3 separate regions of the Homo sapiens genome follow, and regions 2 and 3 are each linked to region 1. The links are chromatin loops, found by intact Hi-C in ENCODE. Cell type or tissue: A673. All regions are shown on one strand.

The links. Hi-C counts contacts between places; a loop is a spot of excess contacts. Peaks named below come from ENCODE experiments on the same cell type or tissue, not always from the same donor. Only the 100,000 strongest peaks of a DNase experiment are listed, where the experiment ranks them.
Region 2: a loop joins it to region 1, with 5 times the contacts of the local background. A loop is called at or near these places in 19 of 110 quality-filtered maps.
Region 3: a loop joins it to region 1, with 5 times the contacts of the local background. A loop is called at or near these places in 17 of 110 quality-filtered maps.

What each region holds. Positions count from the first base shown.
Region 1 is chr20:21,613,639-21,617,638 of GRCh38, reverse strand. It overlaps LINC01727 (long intergenic non-protein coding RNA 1727), which reads right to left. Exons shown (of 4, transcript NR_109880.1): 3 at 2,112-2,256; 4 at 1,917-1,977. The region is part of intron 3 of LINC01726 (long intergenic non-protein coding RNA 1726); the gene reads left to right. Among named protein-coding and RNA genes, the nearest start is that of LINC01727, 46 kb to the right of the region's middle. In A673, a CTCF peak has its summit at 1,890 (motif pointing right); DNase peaks (open chromatin) are centred at 1,928 and 3,918; H3K27ac peaks cover 2,850 bases.
Region 2 is chr20:21,528,184-21,532,183 of GRCh38, reverse strand. It overlaps BETALINC1 (Beta cell long intergenic noncoding RNA 1), which reads right to left and starts at 2,062. Exons shown (of 2, transcript XR_007067726.1): 1 at 1,959-2,062; 2 at 1-1,864. In A673, CTCF peaks have their summits at 2,161 (motif pointing left) and 3,114 (motif pointing left); a DNase peak (open chromatin) is centred at 2,123.
Region 3 is chr20:20,835,479-20,839,478 of GRCh38, reverse strand. No RefSeq gene overlaps it. Among named protein-coding and RNA genes, the nearest start is that of RALGAPA2, 120 kb to the right of the region's middle. In A673, a CTCF peak has its summit at 1,826 (motif pointing left); a DNase peak (open chromatin) is centred at 1,788.

The DNA.
Region 1 (4,000 bases):
TCTGTTTTTCACTTTCAGTACAGTATTCCATACATTACATGTGATATCTAACACTTTATTATAAAATAGGCTTTGTGTTGGATAATTTTTTCCAACCGTAGGCTAATGTAAGTGTTCTGAGCACATTTAATGTAGGCAAAATTGTTATAATATTCAGCAGATTTAGTGTATTAAATGCATTTTTACTTACATTTTTTCAACTTATTATGGGTTTATGGGATGTAATCTCATTTTAAGTCAAGAAGTGTGTTTATTCAATGACTTGATATAGATTCTGTATTAGAAAACTGTATTTTAGCAATGTATTTTAGCAATTCCCAAGTGTACCAATTATATTATGCTTAGGTAAGGGTGTGTCTTTGTTCTTAAGAGACACACACCAAAGCATTTAGGCATCAAGTGTTATGATGTCTATAGATAATTCCAAAGTGTGATAAAAACTAATAGAGAGCAGATGTGGCAAAAGGTTAACACCGGGTGGATCTACATTTGGTGAAGCACTTACAAGCACACATTGCACTTGTTCGTACAATTTTTTTCAAAGGCTGTTTTTTTTTTCCTAAAGAAAAATAAAGGAGAGAAAAAACTGATGAGGAAGCCTAGTATTGACAAGGTCGTGGGGCACTGGAAATTCTCCTGCGCAGCTGTTGGGAGTGTGAGCTGGCACATGCTGCCTGGAGGGAAGTCGGGCACATAGTAAAGCATAAATCGAGCATACACTTTGACCCACAAACTCCACAGCCCACCGCTTTCAGGTTAACTTAGAGAGAACTCACTAACGTGCAAAGATGTATATGCCCTAAAGTTTCACTGCAATCTTATTTTTTATACCAGAAAAGTAGGAAATGGCTTAATGTCCATCACTGGAAAACTGGTAAGTAAATTATGTTCATTTCTAGCCTACTAGTCAAGATCCTGGGCTCTGAGGTCAGATACCCTGGCAGTGCTGATCAATTTTCTTGTGCCACAGCCTGTTCATCTGCTTAATGGGCATAATACAAACTCCCGTTCTGTAGAGTCATTATGAGATTATGCAAGACCATGTATGTGCCTGGCATATAGCAGGTATGAAATCAGTATTATATACCATTAGCTTTATGTAATTGATAAAAAACGATGAGGCCTACCTTTATTTATGGACCTGGAAAGACGCTTCTGTCATAGTGTTGAATGAAAAAGTAGGTTATGGGATAGAGGAGTACAAGGTCTGATTGCACTTGTGTAAAAGTACATTTTTAATTCCCGTTTGAATATATTCGTAGCAAGATGTCTGGAAGATTGGCCACCTAAGCGTTAATAATGGGTCCCTAAGGTGAGGACGCTTCCAGTCTTTTATTTCCTTCTTTGTACATTTCTATATCCTTCCTTTTTTTCTTTTTTTCTTACAACACATGTAACAGTTTTACAATCAGATTCTATTTAATTGTAAAAATATTAATAAATCAGATCCATGGATCTTGCCTGCTCAGACCTGACTTTGTCTGAAGGGTTGACCAGATGCCCTGCTGATTGAGACCCCAGAGGCTACTTGCCTACCTTTGGTACAAGTCACTGTCCCTTCTCTCAGCCTGAGTGTTCTCTCTGCCAGGCACGCCGGAGGCATTTACGTGTTCAGCTCTTTGTTCTCTCCATGGGATTATGTTTTCCCCACATTTCTACCTCATTTTCACGCAGCCTGCAGCGTGTGTGTGAAGCATGTGTTTGGCTCAAGGGATGACAACACACCTGCAGAGGATTCACTGAAGCCTACCTTGGGGGGCACTCAGCTCTTTTCTGGGTGTTTTCTAAGGGCATCCACACTGTCCGGCAGAAATCCAGTTTGCAGCACCGTTTCCTCCCCAAGCCTGGTTTTCTGCAGCCTGGTCCCTCACCAAGGTGCCAGGATTGAGCTGACCACGAGATGGCAGTCTTTCCTTGCATCAGGCTGGCCGAAGCCTGCATCCCCAGACCTGTGTGCTTCTGAATCCAGCTTCTGTGCTGCCCGAAGCAATTTCAGCAAAGAGATTATTGACTAAAGAGACCTTCACTAAAGAAGAAAACAGTAGGATTAAATATTCGGAAACAGAAGAACTCGAAGAAGAAAATACAATTTCCCAACGTCACATGCTCACCCATCCTTCTCCTCTTCAACAAAAGTCACAACAGTTGTGTGTCCATTTGCAGTCTGGGGTAGAATTAGAATTGCCAAGCATCCCAGTGAGGTCTGAATCCACATTCCTTTATTTCTTTGTGCCACTCAAAGCCAGATATTGATGTCTGAAAACAAGATACATAAGCTTCATTATTTAAGTGTCTCTTCCTTAAACAAGACCGCTTTAATACTTAACAAGGTAGGGAAGCTACATAATTTAAAATCTATGCGACAAGAAATAAGAAATTATTTGTAGCGGGCTCCACTTTTACACCCACCAACAAAGAAAGACATTCACAATTTTTTGCCTTCCCAGGGCCCCAAAATACAACACAGGCCTGTTCTCCTGCTCCGGGCAGAAGCCGCAGCTGAAACTGTTCTTTATCAGCTTTTCTTTCTCAATATTTACCAACCAATAAATCTTTTTTCCCCTAAGACAACTGACATTCGAATCCTGTTCATGTGGAGGCTTGTTATCCAAATAATATTAAATAAACTGCTTCATTTTCTACTGAAAAAGTATGAAGATGGTTTTTGTTTTCTTTGCTGGTCAATATTGCAGAAGAGAGGGGCTGCTCTCATCCATGGGAAGGACAGCTGCCTGCCTGCAATGAGCACATCTCAATCTCCGAGCCTCCTGCAGAGGTGCCTCCTCTCTGTCCTGTCCTGGAGCCATGAAAGCTCATCTTCAGGCTCCCACAGTCCCTGCTCTGTGGCACCAGCAGGGTCGAGCCTGTCTGTACCATTGTCACGGTCATAACTGAGGACCCCATAGAATGTTGCCGGAGCTGCAGGAGTATTTTGCCCATTTTCCAAAGTGGAATAAGTCAGTCTTTTGAGAAAAATTACAATTCTGTTGTTCCACAAGCCAATTCCAGCTTCCTTTTTTTTTTAGACAAGGTCTCACTCCATCGCCCAGACTGGAGTGCAGTTGCGTGGTCATGTCTCACTATAGTCCCACGTGATCTTCCCACCTCAGCCTCTCAGGTAGCTTGGGATTACAGGTGCACACCTCCACACCCAGCTAATTTTTTATATTTTTGGTAGAGATGGAGTTTCACCATGTTGCCCAGGCTGGTCTTGAACTCCCGGGCTCAAGCAATCCTCCTGCCTCAACCTCTCGAAGTGCTGGGATTCCAAGCATAAGCCAGGGCGCCCAGCTCAGCTCCCGCTCTTTCCTCTGTCAGAGGAGTGTGTAGTGCCAATGGTCACAGAGCTGGCCAGAGGGGTCAGGAGGGAGGACGTCTGGGCTAGCTCTTCTGCTAACTTCCTGGGAGGATCAGCAATGAGACTTGCGTCTCTGGGCCTCAGTTTCTCCATTCATACAAGGAAATGTTGGACCTGACTTTCTTTTAAACCTTCCCATGTTGCTACTTATCAAGGATCTGAAATAAAGGAGGAGGCTTTGGAGCTGGCTTGGTCTTAGTGGAAATTAAACATCTGAGTCCCTAAAGAAACTTCTAGGGAAGAAAAAAAAGCTTTTGAAGATTAATAGTAGCAGATAATATTTACTTGGAGATGTCTCTGTCCTAGGTACCATTCTAAATTTTGGTCATATGATTTAATTTAACTCCCATAACACCCCCATATTTTTGTACCCACTTGACACTCAAGGGAGCTGAAGCACTGAGGGGTGCCTGACTTCCCCAGGGATCGCATCGCTTGGAAAGATTGGAAAAATGGGAAGCCAGGTGGCTTGGCTCCAGGGTTCATTCTCTTAACTTCCTAACCCCACAGCTGGCAGCAAGCCCAGGAAACCTCTGAGGGCTGCCGCAGCCAGGGTGGGTTGTGGGGTGGAGCTGGAGCTAGAGGCTCTGGCAGTTGGAGTCATGGGCCCTGGCCTTGAGCACTGCTCTGTGAGTGCTCTTG
Region 2 (4,000 bases), 85 kb after region 1:
AAGGCAGACAGAGCAATGCATACTGTATGATAATATTATATGTATATGTTTGTGTGTGTACATGAATATATGTACATTGCATGTGTGTACACATAGACCCAGTGCTATCCACATAAGGTTCTATGCAAATTAGAATTCTCCTGCAAAGCACTTCATTTCTATTTGTTGTGAAAAAAAGTTATAATAAATAAACAAATCTTTAGAAACCTAAACAGAAAAAATGAACTTTCCTCCTAAGACCCTCTGGGAAGTTATATTCTAAATACCAGAGCTTTAATTAACTAGGAATTAACTAATCAGAACCCCAACCAATTTTTGACATGCTACCTGTTAGAGAAAGGTGAAAGTCCCTCATTAGAATAAACTTGCTCATACCAGGGATAAAGCATCTACTTCTCCCACCCCAAAAGGAAAAATCCAGGTCATTCTCTAGCATTAGGACCCAGTCTAATCACCCACACTCTTCTTGTCTTCAGAAATTGTGCAATAACTCCAGAAATCACAAGATCCTCTTAAAATGCTCAATTATCTTTAGAATACTTTAATCACATTGGAAGAATTGTGGACAGATACATTCTAGAAATACTTCCAACAGCAGATTAAAACAAAACAATTATATTAGCTCTAAATTAAATTTTAAGTGTTTTACACATAAAAATCCCACTCTTCAAGCTCTTATTGTAGTTTAAATTTTTACTCTTAAAATGATGTCAGCTAGAAGGGAATAAAATAAACATTTAACCCAAAATCTCACTAATGATTTGTAGTTTTGGTTAAAGAAAGAAAACTTTTTTTTTTTTACCTCAAAACATTTTAGGAAGTAGTTGATACTAATGAGCTTCATACCATCTTCCCTCAGGGAAAATAGCAAGTGTTTGTTTGTTTGTTTGTTTGTTTGTTTGTTTTTCAGACAGAGTCTCACTCAGTCACCCAGACTGGAAGGCGCTGGAGTGCAAGGGTGAAATCCCGCCTTACTGCAAACACCGCCTCCCATATTCAAGCGATTCTCCCACATCAGCCTCCCGAGTAGCTGGGATTACAGGCACCCACCATCATGCCCGGCTAATTTTTGTATTTTTGTAGAGATGGGGTTTCACCATGTTGGCCAGCCTGGTCTTGAACTCCTGACCTCAGGCGATCCACCCACCTTGGCCTCCCAAAGTGCTGAGATTACAGGTGTGAGCCGCCGCGCCTGGCTGCAGGTAGGTTTTAAAGACTCATAATTCAGAAACCATCACACAAGGTCTCCCACCCCACCTCTTCATCCCACATTTACATCATCTGAGATTCTTCAGACACTATTTTCCAATTCAGTATTAACCACAGGAGAGGAAAAGGCCTTGGGCACACTTTTGAACACTTATCAACCTTGGCTGTCGGAACAGTTTGTTACCTCCACCTCCGTATGGCCCCCACGTTTCCTTTCCTTCTGACCTCACCAGAGGCAGAGAGCAGGGGTCCCACTCTCTCCCTGCAGGTGGTCTTTCCTATCATATTCAAAAACCATTGGTAAGTTTTCCTTCTGCCTGAGGAAAGAAACACCCACTGTGTGAAAGGGAACATGGATAAATTTTTAAAGTTTTTGGAGCATCCTCAAAAGCACAAGATGGGAAGAGTAATCCACCACCACCCTCCATAAAACAAGAAAGAAGCATCTGCCGTGTCCTGCTCGAACGAACAGTACGGGATGTTCACCTGAACAGTCGGTCCCTGCAAATCCCGAGAGATGTCCTGCATATGCATCTTTTGGAGTCTATCAATATTGATGCTGTGTTTATGAACTGAGTCACCATCAACCAAGGTCTCTCTCGTCCCCTCCAGCCTGCCCTATGTAAACACTTCTGTGATTCGAAGTGTGCGGTTTCTGGAAAAACAATACATCTAATTTTCTCCTTGTTCACAGAAATCATCTGTTTCTGCCATAAGGGCCTGTGAGAGGTAGAAGATTGTCATCCTACCTTTTCCAAGTAAAAACCTTGGCCCTGCATACAAATGACCTTCCAGTTCTGCAGACGTGGACCAAGAGAAAAGGTGTGCTCAACATCTGGCCACAGACAACTCCACTGTTGTAACAATGAAGTGGTATTTCCCCCAGGATGGAAACACGTGCTCAGGAGAATAAACAAACCTCTGAATGCTATCTGTAACAGCTCCATCTGCTGGTTCCCAGATAATGTTACAGATCTGACAGGTGGTCATCGATCATATTGATCCAATAATAAACAGTGCGTTATAATAGAAGTTTTGTCGTTTTTCTTCTCAATTCATCCAGAACTGCTCCTGCCCCAGATACCAGCTAGCATACGCAAACAGCAACTGGGGAAGCTAAAATGGAGAACAAGGATAGCTTTGGAAGACAATCTAGCTCAATGGAGAACTCTCCAGAATAAAGAATATAATAAAGGAACAGTGGGGCCCTGTCTGTCCGTCTTTGAAGCATCAGACAATAGACCTTGCTGTCCTGTTCCTTGGGTTTTCCTCCCCTAAGGTGGAGGTAGTGATACTTGTAACTGGGGTCCAAGTGATGTTAAGAGGATTACAGTAATGAGGCCATGCTTGGTATGCTGTGAGCTCCTAAAAGTCTTGAGTCATATAAAGACAGAGGCCTTATAATTACATCTTTATATTCACTGGAAGTTATTATTAAGCCTAAAATCTCCCATTAATTCAGCGAGAATTAGATGTCTATCAGAGACGTACAGTTGGATATTGTAATATCCAAAGGAAGTATGTTTGGTGAAAAAAAAAGATGTGAAAGGGCCATAGTAGGCAGAGCTCAAATAGGCCAAGTTCATCATTGTTTCACTGGCAGGAAAAACAGATCCAGGAAACTTTCTTGTCTTTTTTATTTAATACATATATGCCCACTTTCCTAATGGGATTGCTATCCCAAATTATTTTCATCTGCTTAAAAGTCATATACCATCAAATCCCAGAGGCCCGCCACCGCACTGAACACCCAAACCCAAGGCGTTTGTACTCAGAGGCAGGCACTAGAATTGGACTAAATTTTGGCATCACGAGGGTACGATGGCTTGGAGCCTTTGGGCCTTCTGTGATCTTCATCATCCCCACCCTAAACTCATCCAAAGTGTCATGGGTTAAATTGTGCCCCCTCCTGTCCAGAAAGAGGTATGTTGGAGTCCTAATCTGCAGTACCTCAGAATATGACTTAATTTGAATATAGGGTCTTTACAAACATAATCAAGTTAAATTTAAGTCATTAGGGTGGTGCCTAATTCCAATATGACTGGCATCCTTGTAAAAAGAGAAACTTTAGAAGCATGGACAGATGGGTAGAGATACAGAGAGAAGATGGTCATCTACAAGGCAAGGAGAGAGGACCCAAACAGACCCTTCCTTCACTACCCTCAGAGGGAACCATGCTGCCAACCCCTTGACTTTGGACTTCTGGCCTCCAGAAATGGGAGATTATAAGATTCTGCTTTTTAAGCCACCCAGTTTGTGGTACTTGTTACTGCACCCCCAGCAAAAAAATACGTCCAGTAAACACACCGTTTACGTAAAAACAGTTCGCTTGTTAATGTATCAATTCAATCATTTTAGAACAAGTCTAGAGTCATTTCATTCCCTCTGTGGCAGGCAGAATGGCCATGCCATTTTCTCTGAAGTGAAATCCTTACAATATAAAAAGTTGATCTGCAAACAATTTTAAATGTTAAACCCAAGAAGATTTCTAAATTCTCAGATGAGCTCTAAATTGACAAGAGGAAAAAAAAAGGAAACTTTTCCTCATTGCCAAGTCCTTTATCAAGTTCACTTCCATGGTGCTTCCCATTGAAATTGAAAACTGTCAAAGAATCGCTGAGATTTATGATGAGTTGTTTCTATCCACAACAGAACATCAACACCAGTTAAAATTTGACAACCATAATCTAGATGACAATTTTGTGATTGGGTCTAAATGTAATTTTTTCTTCCCCTGCTGCTGTAATTGACCAGGCCTTATCTTTTACTTTATTGAGATATCAGCCATGAT
Region 3 (4,000 bases), 780 kb after region 1:
CTCGGGTCCCCACCTCCCAGCCCAGTGTCCTGTGCTGTTAACATTTCTTGCCTGCAAGTGAGAGAATATGGAAAGGGTCTGCCCATCCCAAGCTCTATCTGTGCATCCAGGAAATGTTTTCAAGAGAAAAGTTAGGAGTTGTGATGGTTGATTTTATGTGTCAATTTGGCTGGGCCGTGGTACCTAGGTATTTGGTTAAACACTATTCTAGACATTTCTGTGAAAGTGTTTTTAAACTCAATTAACATTTAGATCAGTGGCCTTTGAGTAACAAAGATTACCCTCCAAAATGTGGGTGGGCTTTATCCAATCAGTTAAAGGACTTAAGAAAAAAAGACTGGTTCTCCAACCAGGAAGGATTCAGCCAGCAGACAGTCTTTGACTCTTCCCTGGGTCTCCAGCTTGGTGACCTACCCTGAAGATGTTAAGCCAATTCCTTAAAATAAATCTCTCTGTATACATGCATCCTATTCTGTTTGTTTTTTTTTTTTTTTCAATCTGGAGAATCTGACTAATCCAGGGGCGGAGACAGTCTGTAGAAAAGCAAGCTCTATCATTTACTCAAGATTATGAGCTAAACAAGTTTAACAACAGTATCTGAAAACTGTAACATTTATAGTACCCTGGGTTAAATACTACTTGTTTTCAGTGGGTTAATGGGAGAAAGAAACAGAAAATGGACCTAAGAGAGGAAGAAGAGAGGAGACAATTTGTACTTTGTATTTTCATATATATTATTCCCAGTTAAAGTGAATTGAAGCTAAGGGACAATAATTAACATTGATAGTCTGGATGATATGATATGTCCAACTTATCATTTCACTTTTATTTCCATTATATGTTTATGCCTTTCTACCAGAATGGCTGTTAAAATGGGATTCTTATGACATTTCCTGAAAGGACTCAATAGTCTTTTACTTACATCTCTCTCTTTTTTTTTTTTTTTTTTTTTTTTAAGATGGAGTCTTGCTCTGTCGCGCAGTCTGGAGTGCAGTGGCACCATCTTAGCTCACTGCAACCTCTGCCTCCTGGGTTCAAGTGATTCTCCTGCCTCAGCCTCCTGAGTACCCGGGATTACAGGCATGCGCCACCACGCCCAGCTAATTTTTGTATTTTTGTAGAGATGTGGTCTCGCGATGTTGGCCAGGCTGGTCTCTAACTCCTGACCTCAGGTGATCCGCCCGTGTCAGCCTCCCAAAGTGCTGGGATTACAGGCATGAGCCACCAAGCCTGGCCTTTTACTTACATCTAAGTAGCCATTTTGCCAAGGACAGGGAGTCAAAGATGAATGTGTTTTTAAAAATCATATGACCCTCATTTTAATTTAAACCATCTAGAAACCAAGATTTCAAGATGAACATAAAAAAATTAATGTAAACTGCCTTTAAATTGAAGATTTTTCCCCCCACTGGGTTACAATAAAGTTCCCATAAGTCTCTGGAGTATAGCAAAAAAACAGCGAGGTTGTCAGCGAGGGGGAGAACTAGAAACTAGAATGAGCTGGTTGAGTCCTCATGAGCCATCGAAGTCCAAAGTTTAGGAATTCAGAGGCCATCGGGGTGACTGCAGTCTCTCACCCCGTGCGCAATGCAGGACGACCACGCTGCTCCGCTGGGCGGCTCTTTCTAAACCTAAGAACCCAGCATACGACGTGGCTCTCTTGATTCCCTTATCAGAAGTCCTTCTGCATGGACAACTGAAAGGCCTTTAAATTCAAAAGCTCTTCAAGGTTAGTAAGTAAACCTGGCCTGTCTTACCCCAAAAGCCCGATCGCTGCGAAGGGGAGATTTTTATTTTCTGGTCCACACCGCCATCTGCTGGCCTCGCCATCTCTAAGTGAAGCACTCGCTGTATTTTCTTCCAGGAAATCCAGTAGATCGTTTAGACTTCATTCTAAAATCCATGTATATTGAAGTGTTGCTTCACGTGTGAAAGTAGCACTTCTCAATATTTACAATAAGAGTAAGAAAAGCACTTGATAAACCAGTTCATTGGACACAAGTTACTTGCGTTGATTGTGAATATGAAACGAAGTAACAGTTAAGGAGCTAAACATAACTAGGTACCTCTGGGCAGCCGGAGTCTCATTTGGATAATTAGTACCTACACTTGTCAGCCGTCTGATTGCCCAGTAATTATAGTTTAAGTTAAACAGGTAAATCTGATGGGTACGTATTTGTTTGTGGACAGGGTTAACAGCCCCGTTGATGAAGCATCCCTGCATCATCCTTCAGGAGCGCCATGGTAATTAATGGGCTCTTATGCGGTTTTTTAAATATGCAAATAAATATTTAACACGAAAATGTCCCTAGATGACAGACAACAGGTTCATGAGAAACAGCGATTTATCATTAGCATGGACTGCTTCAGGGACATTGGTGAATACAGGTAGTCAGGGAACTATCAACGTGTGTTTGAAAAGCCATTCCAGAGGGTTGCAGAACCGGGTGGCTCACTTAGCTGCTATATACATAGCTTGCAAAGCCCTTCAAAGGTTAATCATTCTTATCCTCCCCTTTTAGCCTCAATTGTCCTCTTTTGTCATGACCTCTTTATAAATAAAGGAAAGGAAAATAAGGAAAGATGGGGAGACAGAAGAGGAGAGAAAAGGAAAACGAGAAAACCACACTTAAAGTCCCTGTGGGTAACTGTTGTACAGTTGCATGCATTTAGGTAAAACCCCTAACCAGCTTAATAATCTATTCTGAGACAAACAGGGCAGCTTGGAGAACCCTGCATTTGCTCTTCTAAGAAAAAGAGGCCGGGCGCGGTGGCTCACGCCTGTAATCCCAGCACTTTGGGAGGCCGAGGTGGTCGGATCACGAGGTCAAGAGATCAAGACCATCCTGGCAAACATGGTGAAACCCTGTCTCTACTAAAAATACAAAAATTAGCTGGGCATGGTGGTGCACACCTGTAGTCCCAGCTACTCAGGAGGCTGAGGCGGGAGAATCACTTGAACCCAGGAGGCAGAGGTTGCAGTGAGCCAAGATCACACCACTGCACTCCAGCTTGGCGACAGAGCAAGACTCCGTCTCAAAGAAAAAGAAAAGAAAAGAAGAGAAAAGAAAAGAAATTATCAGTGAACTCATAGCTTCCCATATTCTCTAGCAAACAAAGAACATGTGGGGGATAAAAAGAGGTTTAATGGAGTAAGCACGGCACACTGTCAAATGATCAGCAATCAGATCTTAAGGACAACTCATTCTTCATCAGCTGCACCTAACTCTCTGGGCCCCAGTGATGTGATTGCTAATGGAATAATGCCTATGCAACCCAGCCAAATGAACCCAGAGCCTTCCCCTCTGGCACTAAGATAGGCCACCGTTGGTTTCCGAAATAAGCATGACATCAGCAGTGGCCACCTCCTGCAGTCCAAACCTCAGAGCTCCTTTGGGGAGGAGGCGAGGCGTGCAGGAGAGCCGTGTGGCTCCAGGATGCTAGATTTCACTCCTGGCTCTGGCTCTGAGTAACATGTGACTTACGACCAGTCGTGTGTGCCAATCAGTTGGAATTATTCCTCTGCTCTCTGCTCTTCAACAGAAATAATGAAGTTGCCTTGGTAGATTCACCAACTTTTAAATGTTTGGAGCTTATCAAGAGAGTCATTTTTAACACTTTTTCTTCCCCTGAAAATACAAGAAATGCGTGGCCGTCGAAAAATAAACAAGCAAAGAGAAAAGGAAAAGAAGCAGGAAAAAAAAAAAGTGGACATAAGACGACTCCTCCAGGGACAGCCTCATCCCTCTTCCCTCCTCGCCATGTGGCTTTCAGAAAGAGCAGCCTCTGGCTCTTGGTTTGCTTGCCTTCCCTTCACACTGCAGCCCTCCTATCTTCTGCGCCCTATGTTGGTACAGCTCAATCCAATGCACATTTTGCAAGCCTTGATTATGACTTTCCAGCAGTATCTCCCCTCGGCTGCCGAGGGCCAAGGCCCCTGCTTTCCTCTTGCTTCTCCGGCCACCTCTCCACCCTTTAGAAGTCTCCTCCTTCTCTTCAT